Regions from separate parts of the Homo sapiens genome. Here regions 2 and 3 are each linked to region 1. The links are chromatin contacts, found by Hi-C or POLR2A ChIA-PET in ENCODE. All regions are on one chromosome and are shown on one strand. The core of a region is the stretch at or near the end of the contact, and the rest is flanking DNA. Distances in the headings are between cores, read along the strand shown. Region 1 overlaps GALNT16 (polypeptide N-acetylgalactosaminyltransferase 16). Region 2 has its middle 20 kb from the start of PLEKHD1. Region 3 overlaps GALNT16 (polypeptide N-acetylgalactosaminyltransferase 16).

Region 1 (3,511 bases), core at 374-2,873:
GCCTGGCAGTGAAGACCTCTTCCCATTAGAGAAGCTGGCTGGGTTGCCCCCTCCTTCTGGAGGAGCACTGACTCAGACCATCACAGGGACACACAAATACCAAACACACTGAGAACATTGTTGGCAATGAAATTACAGACGTTATAAATGCCAGCCTTTCCCTTCCAGGTTTCCTTTCCTGTTCCCTGGTGGGAGAAGGACCACACCCCATGCAGTGCTGGGAGACATCCCCCGCAGGCCTTGGGGTGCTGGAACCCTGGGACGACAGTCATATTGTCCAGGTTATTTCTCCCAACTGCAGATGGAGACAGCCTTCCTGAGGGGCCAGGGGGAACAGCCCTTGTAAAAACTGAAGCCAAGTCACAGAGGCCCAGGGATCCTCAGGAACAGCTCCCTGCTGTACAAATGGGAGTCTGGCCCTGGTGCAGAAGTCCCTTCTGCTGCCCTGCCCATAGGCTTTCGGGGGACTCTCCTGCCAGTGACGTAACTGTTAATACCCAGCCTGGGGCTTTTGCTGATTCCTCCAGGGCCTGGCTAAAGGCTGACAGCCTTATCTCCTAGGGAAAAAACTGGGTGGCACAGAAAATGGGCTTTGGGAGAGGTAGGTTTGGAGGAGAGCAAGCAAGAGGAGAGAGCCTGACTCAGGAGAAGCAAGCACCAGAGCCCTCCAAGGCTGAGGGTGAAAATAGATGGAGAGTGGAAATGGGGCTCAGCGCGCCAGGAGGGAGCCCTGAGTAGGCGGTGGGTGGTGGGCTGTGCTCCCTGAGAGGACGGAGGGGTGGATGGGGGAATGGAGGCTGCAGCCAAGGTCTTTTACAGTGACTTGCTCCTAAGCCCAGACCAAGCTGGACATTGTAGCCAAGGTGTATTCTCTGCAGCCAGCTAGGGCTTTGCTCCAGGCTCCTCAGGCCCAGGGGTCAGAAGTTCTGGGTAACTCCAGATCAGCAGCCCCACGGCAAAGTGGGGCTGAGGGCAGAAATGGTTGCGTCCAGGAGAGGCTAGTGGTGTGCTGGCCTGCCAGCTGCAGTTCATATGTATGTTGAAGCAGCGTTTATTTTTACCTGGGTAGGTTCAGCTTCTGATCACAGACATGGTGGGGGTTTTCCATTGGTTTCCATGGGAACATTAGGCAGAGCATCTGCTACCCAATCAAGCAAAGCTGGTCTGGTAAGACTCTTTTCAGAATTATTTTGCTGTTTTTACCCAGGAAGTATGTCCTGCCTGAATTTGTACCACTGCCTTCTTGTGTGGTAGAGCAGGGGAGGGCAGCTCCGAGGGGACAGGCCTGGCTCACAGGGAAGGAGAGAGGGCTGGCTAAAGGCAAGCACGGCGGCAGGGCAATACCTATTTGGAGAAGCAATTTGCTTTCCATTTCTAAGCCCCAAGTAGAATCCCATAATGAGGCCACAGGAGCCTGGGCTCCACCTGACCTGTGCTGATTCCTGGTTTTGGTCCAAGGCCTGCCCTTGCAGTAGGGCCACCTGTTGGCCCCCACCAGAGCAGTCAGGAGTTCCTGGGGCACCACAGGGCATGGAGGCCGACGAGCAAGCTACCAGGTGCAGGACAGGGCTAGACTTGAGCATGTTCAGTTTCACTTTTACAGAAAGGAGGCCCGGACTTTCCCCACGAGGCGGGGGAGGGTGTGCTGAAGGGCTAGGCCTGGAGGCAGAAAGGAAGGCGCTGGTGCATGTGGACATGTAAGAAGTGGTTTTATTCCAGGTGTGTGTTTCATAAAGACGAGGTCCTCAAGGACAGCTAGTGGCACATGCTTTGGTCAAGAAGAGGAAAAGCAAAAACAGAACAGGGCTGCGTTGCCACAAAGGACCGGCTGATAAGTGCAGAGCCTGATCTGACCACAGCAAAGGACAGAGAGACCCTCTTGAAGGCCCTCTGGTCAGCAGTCCTCTTACATTCAACAGGCGCAGCCCCGGCTCCCCAGCCCCAAAGGTCCATGCCCGAGTGTGGCCCAGGCCTTCTAGTCCATCCTCTGGGGAGAGGCCTTTGCCCTGGGCCCAGTTCTGTCCTAAGCTGTGGCAGGAGGCTTCCCAGATGAACAGGGGATCTGAGGCTGCACCTGGCTGCGGAAGAAACATCACGACAGAGGACAGGCAAAGCATGGCCCTGGGAGCGAAGGGGCCTGCGCTGGCAAGTCCAGAGGGGTGCACTTGGGCACGGGAGTGCTGCCGAGAGGACGCTGGTGAGAGTCAGGAGGCGAAACTGCTGGAGAGCCCTCCAGAGCAGGTGCTGCGGACCACAGACACTTGGCTGCTGACCCCAAGGGCCGTGTGGAGGGAGCAGGCGATGGCAGTTTGAGCACGCCAGGGAGGAAGATTAGGGGGTGGCAGCTTGGGCAGACAGTGGCTTCAATCCAGAGCAGAGGTTCAGGCCCTTTGGGGATCAGGGACCTCTTTTAGAAGCCATGGACTTTTTCCCCAGGAAAATGCATGTATGCACACACATGCAGTATTTTAGGGACAATTTCAAGAGATTCCTAGACCCTCTAGAATCCATGAACTCTATGGGTATGTGGATCCTTGGCCTATGAAAGACAGGGGGCTCCTGTGGTAGGTATATCTGCCCCAGGCTGGTCTGCTTTGTAGGGGAGACCCCCAGGGTCCTGGTACCAACAGTCATTTGCCCAAGAGCCAGTGGGGTGAGGAAGCAGGGTGTGGGGATAGCAGGAGCAGTTCCAAGACAAGGCCGTGGGGTAGATGTGTGGATGTGTTCTCAGCGGCTGTGAAAAGGAACTGGGAGTTCTCTTCACAAACAGGAGCCACAGCCAGCCTCCCAGCACAGTGCAATAGCTGACCCTTCAAGAAAATCCCTCCTGTAGTAGGGAGGGGAATAAGGGTGAGGTTGAGCCCTAATGACTTAGGGGCTCCTGTAGCGGGGAGGGGAATAAGGGTGAGGTTGAACCCTAATGACTTAGGGGCTGTTCTTGGTCCAGAAGGGAAGTTCCCTTCTTTCCAACCACCCATGATGCTGTATTGACAGAGGCAAAAACCTTTGAGAAAGCAGGAGTCAAAAATGACAAATGAGGCTGGGACTACTCAGGGATGTGTGTGGCTACCCGTCCTTTCAGTGGGTCCTGGCGGCAGGGACAGGGCACTAGCTGTTCATTAATGCCCGAGAGAGAGGTCTCAGCCTGACACATGGCCAAATAGAAGTGGAGTCTGTTTAATAAACTACGCCCGAATCTTCCCCTAAAGATCCCTCTGCAGCCTCTTGCTAAGAATGTGGGCACCCACAGGCACAGGACCGGAAGAGGCAGCGTCGGGCTCAGACCCTGGGGCTGGTAAAGTGTGGAAGGGACTGTGTCCTGGGTAAGAGACCTTGTTCTTTTGGTGCTTTGCTGCTCTTCTATCCATGTTCATTTGCAAATTACCCATCCTTTGCTGCCAAGACACCATCCGTCCCCACCCAACCCAGTGCCACCCTGGGCTTGGCATCTCTGACAGGTCACCGGGCTTCTCACCTCCTTCCTGTTCTTCAGCTACCCCTGCAGGCTGCC
Region 2 (3,511 bases), core at 383-2,882, 110 kb before region 1:
TTGTTCCAGCTTTCAGTCACATAAGATTACATCATCCCATTTTTTCCTCTGCTGGCATAATCTCAATGAGATATATTATTGTATATTTAGGCTAATTCCAATTTTATGCTATTAAAAATACATTTCCCATAAACATTTCTAGGCGAATATATATTTTTGTAATTGCTTATAATAAATTCCAAAGGTGGAAGGCCTGGGATAAAAAGCATAAATATATTCAAACTCTTGGTATGCTCTTTAGAAATGTAGTATCACTTTACACTGGCTTCCATTTTATCCATTTTTTTCTTTTAACATTTCACTATTTTGTCCAGCTACCATTTACTGCATATATGGTATAAACCTAGCATTTAATCTGATTGCTTTTCTTAAAATTTCCCAACAATTACCATTGTGTTTTTCTATGCTGTGGCTTTTTCTTTTTTCCTTAAGTCATCTTTAGCCATATTTTAGATTCTTAAATATTCTGCTTCTTACTGCTGGGCTCTTTCATTCCACTATCTCTGTGTCAGTGCTTGCATTGAGACTTTGTCAGTTTAATTAGGCCCTCCATGTGTCTTCCTTATTTTTTTTTTTTTTTTTTTTTTTTTTTTTGAGACAGAGTCTCGCTCTGTCGCCCAGGCTGGAGTGCAGTAGCGTGATCTTGGCTCACTGCAAGCTCCGCCTCCCGGGTTCACAGCATTCTCCTGCCTCAGCCTCCCAAGTAGCTGGGACTACAGGCGCCCGCCACCACGCCCGGCTAATTTTTTGTATTTTTAGTAGAGACGGGGTTTCACCGTGTTAGCCAGGATGGTCTTGATCTCCTGACCTCGTGATCCACCCACCTCGGCCTCCCAAAGCGCTGGGATTCCAGGTGTGAGCCACTGCTCCCAGCCCTTCCTTTTCAACTATTCTTTCCTCACTCCATTCCAGCTGCACTTGTCTTTTTGCTTCTTCTTGAACAAGCCAAGTAAGCTCTAATGTTAGGACCTGTGCTCTAGCTATTTGCTGTGCCTGGGATATTCTCCTCCCAGGTATCTGCTTGGCTCAGGTACTCACTTCTTTCAAGTCTTGGTTCAGGTTTCACTTTTTTTTTTTTTTTTTTTTCCAGACAGAGTCTTGTTCTGTTGCCCAGGCTAGAGTGCAGTGGTGCGATCTCAGCTCACTGCAACCTCTGCCTCCTGGGCTCAAGCAATTCTCATGCCTCAGCCACCCGAGTAGCTGGGATTACAGGTATGCACCACCACGCCTGGCTAATTTTTGTATTTTTAGTAGAGACAGAGTTTTGCCATGTTGGCCAAGCTGGTCTTGAACTCCTGGCCTCAAGTGATCCCAAAGTACTGGGATTACAGGCGTGAGCCACCACGCCTGGCCAGGTTTCACCTTTAAGTGTCCAGCTCTGACCATCTGTGTAGTAAAGAATTAGGCGGCCTTTGTCTTTGGTTTCTGGGAAGTAACCTCTAATTCTCTGGAATTTCCTGAGTGATAGGAGTATTCATTATTCACGGTGGACTCCTGGGATCCCACTTGATAGTTTCTGCTAACACAGTGACTCACGGAAGACCCCTGGATAGTTTATGTTTGCAAGATGACTCAGGCTGGGAGCTGGCCACCCGGAAAAGCCAACCATGTAGTTAGAGTTGGGGCTTTGAGTCATGTGATACCAGTCCAACCTCCAGGAAGGAAAAGGGGGCTAGAGATTGAGTTCAACCACATAGCCAATGATTCAATCATACCTAAATAACGAAGCCTCAATAAAAACTCCGGATACCAAAACTCAGGAGAACGTCCCTGGTCAGAGTATTTTCATGCTTCAATGCTGGGAGGGCAATGTGTCCCTGAGAATGAGGGAAGCTTCACATTTGGGACTCTCTCAGACTTTGCCCCAGGCACCTCTTCTTCTGTTTCTGGTCTGTCCTTTTTGCTATAATAGAACTGCAATCATAACATAGTTTTTTCTGGAGTTCTGTGAGTTGTTTTAGCAAATTACTGACCAGAGAGTGGCTGTGGGAAACTCCAAATTTGCAGCCAGCTAGTCAGAAGAAAGGATGACCTGGTAATTCCTGAACTTGCTGCTGGTGTCTGGAGAGCAGTTTTGTGGAGGAATGTGCCCTTAATGTTGAGTTCCCATTTTTTAAGTGTACAATTCAATAGCTTTTGGTAGGTTCACAGAATTGTGCAGCTGTCATCCCCAACATGTTTTTTGAACTTTCAAATTTCTGATCTGGTTCAATCAAAAAGGAACCTCCAATCCAGGTTAATCACTGGAATTGATTATTTCATCTCTTCAGACTCTCTTAATTTAGAACAGAATTCTTCCTTTTTTTTAAGTGAATTTTTTGAGACAGAGTCTTGCTCTGTTGCCCAGGCTGGAGTGAAATGGCGTGATCACAGTTCACTGCAGCCTTGACCTCCTGGGGTCAAGCAATCCTCCCACCTCAGCTTCCCAAGTAGCTGGGACCACAGGTGCATGTCACTATATCCAGCTTTTTTTTTTTTTTTTTTTTTTGAGACAGAGTCTCGCTCTGTCACCCAGGCTGGAGTGCAGCGGCGTGATCTCGGTTCACTGCAAACTCTGCCTCCCGGGTTCGCGACATTCTCCTGCCTCAGTCTCCCGAGCAGCTGGGACTACAGGCGCCCGCCACCACGCCCAGCTAATTTTTTGTATTTTTAGTAGAGACGGGGTTTCACCATATTAGCCAGGATGGTCTCAATCTCCTGACCTCGCGACCCACCCACCTCGGCCTCCCAAAGTGCTGGGATTACAGGCGTGAGCCACCGTGCCTGGCCCCAGCTAATTTTTTTTTTTTAATTTTTTGTAGAGATGGGGGTCTCACTGTGTTGCCCAAGCTGGTCTCAAACTCCTGGGCTCAAGCAATCCTCCCACCTCAGCCACTCAAAGTGGCTGAGATTACAGACATGAACCATCACACCTGGTGACACTGACTTTTAAAGACTTTTTATTGAGCTATGACATAAGGTAAAAAGCACAAATCATGTGTACTGCTTTTTCACCTGCTATAACCCTGTAACCAGCACCTAGATTAAAAAACAGATCAGGCCGGGCGTGGTGGCTCTCGCCTGTAATCCCAGCACTTTGGGAGGCTGAGGAGGGCGGATCATGAGGTCAGGAGATCAAGATCATCCTGGCTAACACAATGAAACCCCGTCTCTACTAAAAATACAAAAAATTAGCTGGGCGTGGTGGTGGGCACCTGTAGTCCCAGCTACTCGGGAGGCTGAGGCAGAAGAATGGCGTGAACCTGGGAGGTGGAGCTTGCAGTGAGCTGAGATCACACCACTGCACTCCAGCCTGGGCTACAGAGCAAGACTCTGTCTCAAAAAACAAACAAACAAAAAACAGATCATGTGAGCAGGAAAAAATAAAATAAAAATGACACCAAACAGAAAAGGATTGGTGGCTATTTTGGCTAAGCCCAGGTGTGTGTGTGTTTTGATCTCAGGGAAGCCTCCCGAGTAGCTGGGATTTACAGGTACCCCCCTACCACACCTGGCTAATTTTTCTATTTTG
Region 3 (3,511 bases), core at 323-2,822, 73 kb after region 1:
CAAATTTACAGGTATCTGCATGGCAGGTGCTGATATGGTGGTACAGAAGTGAACACCACAGATGGCCTTGCCCCTCATGAGCTGTAATGCTAGTGGAAGAGGTGGGATGGAGAGCAGTAGAGAACATATAAAAAATCATCTCGGCCAGGTGCAGTGGCTCACACCTGTAATCCCAAAACTTTGGGAGGCAAAGTTGGGAGAATCACTTGAGGTCAGGAGTTTGAGACCAGCCTGGCCAACATGGTGAAGCCCCATCTCTACCAAAAATACAAAAATTAGCCAGGTTGGTGGTGTGTACCTGTAATCTTAGCTACTCAGGAGGGATGAGGCAGGAGAATTGCTTGAACCTGGGAGGCGGACGTTGTAGTGAGCCAAGATAGCACCACTGCACTCCAGCCTGGGCAACAGAGGGAGACTCTGTCTCAAATAAATAAATAAATAAATAAATAAATAAATAGGACAAATTCTTAAGCCTGCACTTAGAGCAGATACGGGGCCTGCACTTAGAGCAGATACAGGGCCCGCACTTAGGCAGATACAGGGCCCATGTTCACATTATCCTTATAAAAGGGAACCCTAAAAAAATCATTTCCAAGGGCGATCATCGTGGGGAAGGCAACAAAGCAAGGTACAGGCTGGAGAGGGCTGGAGAGAGGAGCCAACCATGGTCAGATCTGAGGAGCTAGGGGTGTTCTAGGCAGAGAGGATGGCCTGTGCAAAGCGCCCAGGGCAGGACAACTTGAGGTCCTGTTGGAAAGAAAGGAGGTCAGTGTGGAAGGAGCACAGTGCATGGAGGGAACAATAGGAGATGAGGAAAGTCGGGGACTCGAATCCAGGTCTGGTTGACTCCAGGCCTGTGCACTCCAACGCCACACAACACTGTGTCCACACAGGCAGCGGGCAAGGGAACTACTCAAGGAATCGCCTCCAGGGGATGCGGGTGGTCCCAGGTTACAGCCTCTCTGAAAGCGATGAAACCTCACCATGCAACTTGAGTTGTCTTCACATAAAGAAAACAAAGCCCAGCTAGTGCAGACATCGTCTTCGTCAAGGCTGACGTTTCTCATAGTTTCTCTGGGACAAACCCCATGATGTAACGTATGAAAATTCATAATCCTAACACTTAGTCTTTGAAGTGCTCTGTGCATGCAAATACTTACCAACAGGAGGCAATTTCAGAATGAGTGTTGTTTCTTTAATGACCCTCATGGTTACTTGGGGTTTAGACAGGCACTGGGGACAGTCTCAGCTCCTACCCAGCACCCACCCTCGGGCAGAGGACTGTGTCTGGAGTAATGGGAGACTGTATTGGGTTCTTCAATACAGGCTTGTAAAATATCAGGTCTCAGAAATGGCACATGTCTGTGTGCTGGGATGGAGAAAGGCTGACGTCAGAGTTCTTTAACAAGCCACTTCTCCTTGGGGTCACGTGAGCACATGAAGCCCAGGAGTGGAGGGTTCAGCTGGTGTCATGACTACACAGGGATGCAGCCTCCAGCCCTGCTGGCAACAAAGGAGAGAGATTTCCACCGCCAGGCTCACAGAACATTGAAAGCGGGGAGGGCAGACAAGCAGAGCACTGGGTCCACCAGCTTTGCAATTGTCCTTCTTTTCCTCTCATCCTTTTCCTCCATCCCAATCCAGGGGTGCTTTGGGGACTCTGAGTGGGACCCTGCACACCTAACAAGGTCTGGAGCTGAATTAGGTTCTCCCCGTCTTTATATGCCTGTGTGGTTAGGAGCCCAGATGTCTGCTGTATATCCTAGCACTGTGACTGATTAGCTGTCACACCCTCTCTGAGTCTCAGTTTTTTCATCTGCAAAATGGAGATACTGACAGTTCCTTGTTCACTGCATTAAATCAGAGAAAGTGTCAAGCTTTTTGGTCTGGGTGTGACACACAGTAGGCCCTGTAGGTTCAACCACTGCAGAGTCCCCAGGTGCTCACGATGGACCAGGCACTGTGGAGGTCAAGTACGATCGCGGACTCTGTCCACTGGGTATACAAGGAACAGCTAAGGAAAAGCAATCTGTAGCACAGTTGGGTTGGTGCACAGCAGCTGCTGCCCTGGTCTCGGGGGTTGGTGTGGGCATGTGGCGAAGACTCCGTGTTTTTATTAGCCATGAGCAGTTTGGCCACCTTTACAACTCACTGCAGCGAAGGCAGTGGGGGCTCCCCTAAGGGCTGTAACCTCAGCTTCTTCCCCAAGGGGAGGAAAGGGAAGAGAAAACATCATGAAACTGATGGAGCCAGGCCCTCTCAGGGAGCTATACAACCTGGAGGTAAATAGCCTTTGGGCCCTGGAGTTGCCCTCTGGATTCGAATCTGGATGTTCCCCCAATCTGCCACCAACTCTGGGACCTTGGGCAAGTGACTCAACCTCCATGGGCCTCATCCAGGCAACAATGTTCATTGTATACTTTCTAGGGGTGGGCACTCTGCTGGATGCCTCAGCTCCCTTATCCAGCTAAAACGGTAAGAAAAAGTTATGGTGATTCCTCAAAAAATTAAAAATAGAATTACCATATGATCCAGGAATTCCACTTCTGCATATATACCCCAAAGAACAGAAAGCAGCGTCTTGCACAGATACTTGTACACCATGTTTGCAGCACCATTATTTACATTAGCCAAAATGTCGAAGCAGCCCGGGAGGTTCACTGATGGATGAATGGATAAACAAAATGTAGCATAGACATACATAGGAGTATTTATTATTCAGCCTTAAAAAAAGGAAATTCTGACACATGCTACAACATGGATGAACACTGAGAACACCACACTGAATGAAATGAGCCATCACAAAAGACACCACTTACAGGATTCCACTTATATGAGGTACCTAGAGTAGTCACAGTCATAGAGACAGAAAGTAGGATAGTAGCCTCCAAGGGCTAGGGAGAGGGGAAATGGGGAGTTAGTGTTTAATGGGCGTAGACTTTGAGTTTGGGAAGATGAAAGAGCTCTGTAGATGAATGGTAGTGATGGTCACACAACAATGTGAATGTCTTTAATGCCATTGAATTGTACATTTAAAAATGGTTAAGATGGTAAAGTTTATCTTATATGTATTTTACTACAATACAAAATTTTAAAAATAAGAAAAATAAATCAATACCAGGCACCATTATTTCTGTTGCATAGGGAACATGAGTAGGTTATTCTAGGCTGGGCTCTCCTGTAGTCTGTGTGGCTTGGGAACAGAATAAGTACCAGCTTCAGGGTGAAGTTGCAGTCTCTTCCCCCAACAGCCCAGTCTTATTTCTTGGCCTAGGCCCCCTCCATTCAGGCTACAATCCCATGAGATGACCCTACAAGATGGAATTGGGGTTACTACGCCAAGCCTTTGCCACACCCCTCACCTGATGTTCCTTCCTGTGTCCACCAAGCACACGCTCATCTTCAAAGATTCAGCCCTCAGTGAAGCTGTCCAAGACTGTGCTATACTCGGCATACGCCCTGACACGGCCCCCACAGCCTTTCCCACACCCACTCAGTCCCTTACAGGGCT

Evidence for each region. A loop is a pair of places that touch in the nucleus more often than their neighbours do. ChIA-PET counts read pairs that join two places held with the same protein, here RNA polymerase II (POLR2A). Pooled maps may share reads with other maps.
Region 2: a map of GM12878 shows a loop between it and region 1 (2.7-fold over the local background). The contact joins two enhancer-like sites. A Hi-C loop is called at or near these places in 2 of 168 maps with a recorded cell type or tissue (GM12878 and OCI-LY7), 2 of 37 single-sample maps with no recorded cell type and 9 of 50 pooled maps. POLR2A ChIA-PET finds 5 or more read pairs at or near these places in 3 of 52 experiments (activated B cell, activated CD4-positive, alpha-beta T cell and activated CD8-positive, alpha-beta T cell).
Region 3: a loop to region 1 is called in a pooled map, with 2.2 times the contacts of the local background. The contact joins two enhancer-like sites. A Hi-C loop is called at or near these places in 1 of 168 maps with a recorded cell type or tissue (endothelial cell of hepatic sinusoid) and 2 of 50 pooled maps. POLR2A ChIA-PET finds 5 or more read pairs at or near these places in 4 of 52 experiments (BJ, H1, PC-3 and 1 more).

Annotation. Positions count from the first base shown.
Region 1 is chr14:69,352,648-69,356,158 of GRCh38, reverse strand. It overlaps GALNT16 (polypeptide N-acetylgalactosaminyltransferase 16), which reads right to left. Exons shown (of 15, transcript NM_001168368.2): 15 at 1,693-3,511. Among named protein-coding and RNA genes, the nearest start is that of ERH, 44 kb to the left of the region's middle. RefSeq lists enhancers at 1,316-1,815, 1,846-1,945. Within about 2 kb of position 1,623, at least 8 of the 41 ENCODE cell types and tissues checked have a DNase peak (open chromatin) inside an H3K27ac peak, as active enhancers do.
Region 2 is chr14:69,463,057-69,466,567 of GRCh38, reverse strand. No RefSeq gene overlaps it. Among named protein-coding and RNA genes, the nearest start is that of PLEKHD1, 20 kb to the left of the region's middle. Within about 2 kb of position 1,632, at least 2 of the 41 ENCODE cell types and tissues checked have a DNase peak (open chromatin) inside an H3K27ac peak, as active enhancers do.
Region 3 is chr14:69,279,597-69,283,107 of GRCh38, reverse strand. All of the region lies in intron 1 of GALNT16 (polypeptide N-acetylgalactosaminyltransferase 16), which reads right to left. Among named protein-coding and RNA genes, the nearest start is that of GALNT16-AS1, 21 kb to the right of the region's middle. Within about 2 kb of position 1,572, at least 2 of the 41 ENCODE cell types and tissues checked have a DNase peak (open chromatin) inside an H3K27ac peak, as active enhancers do.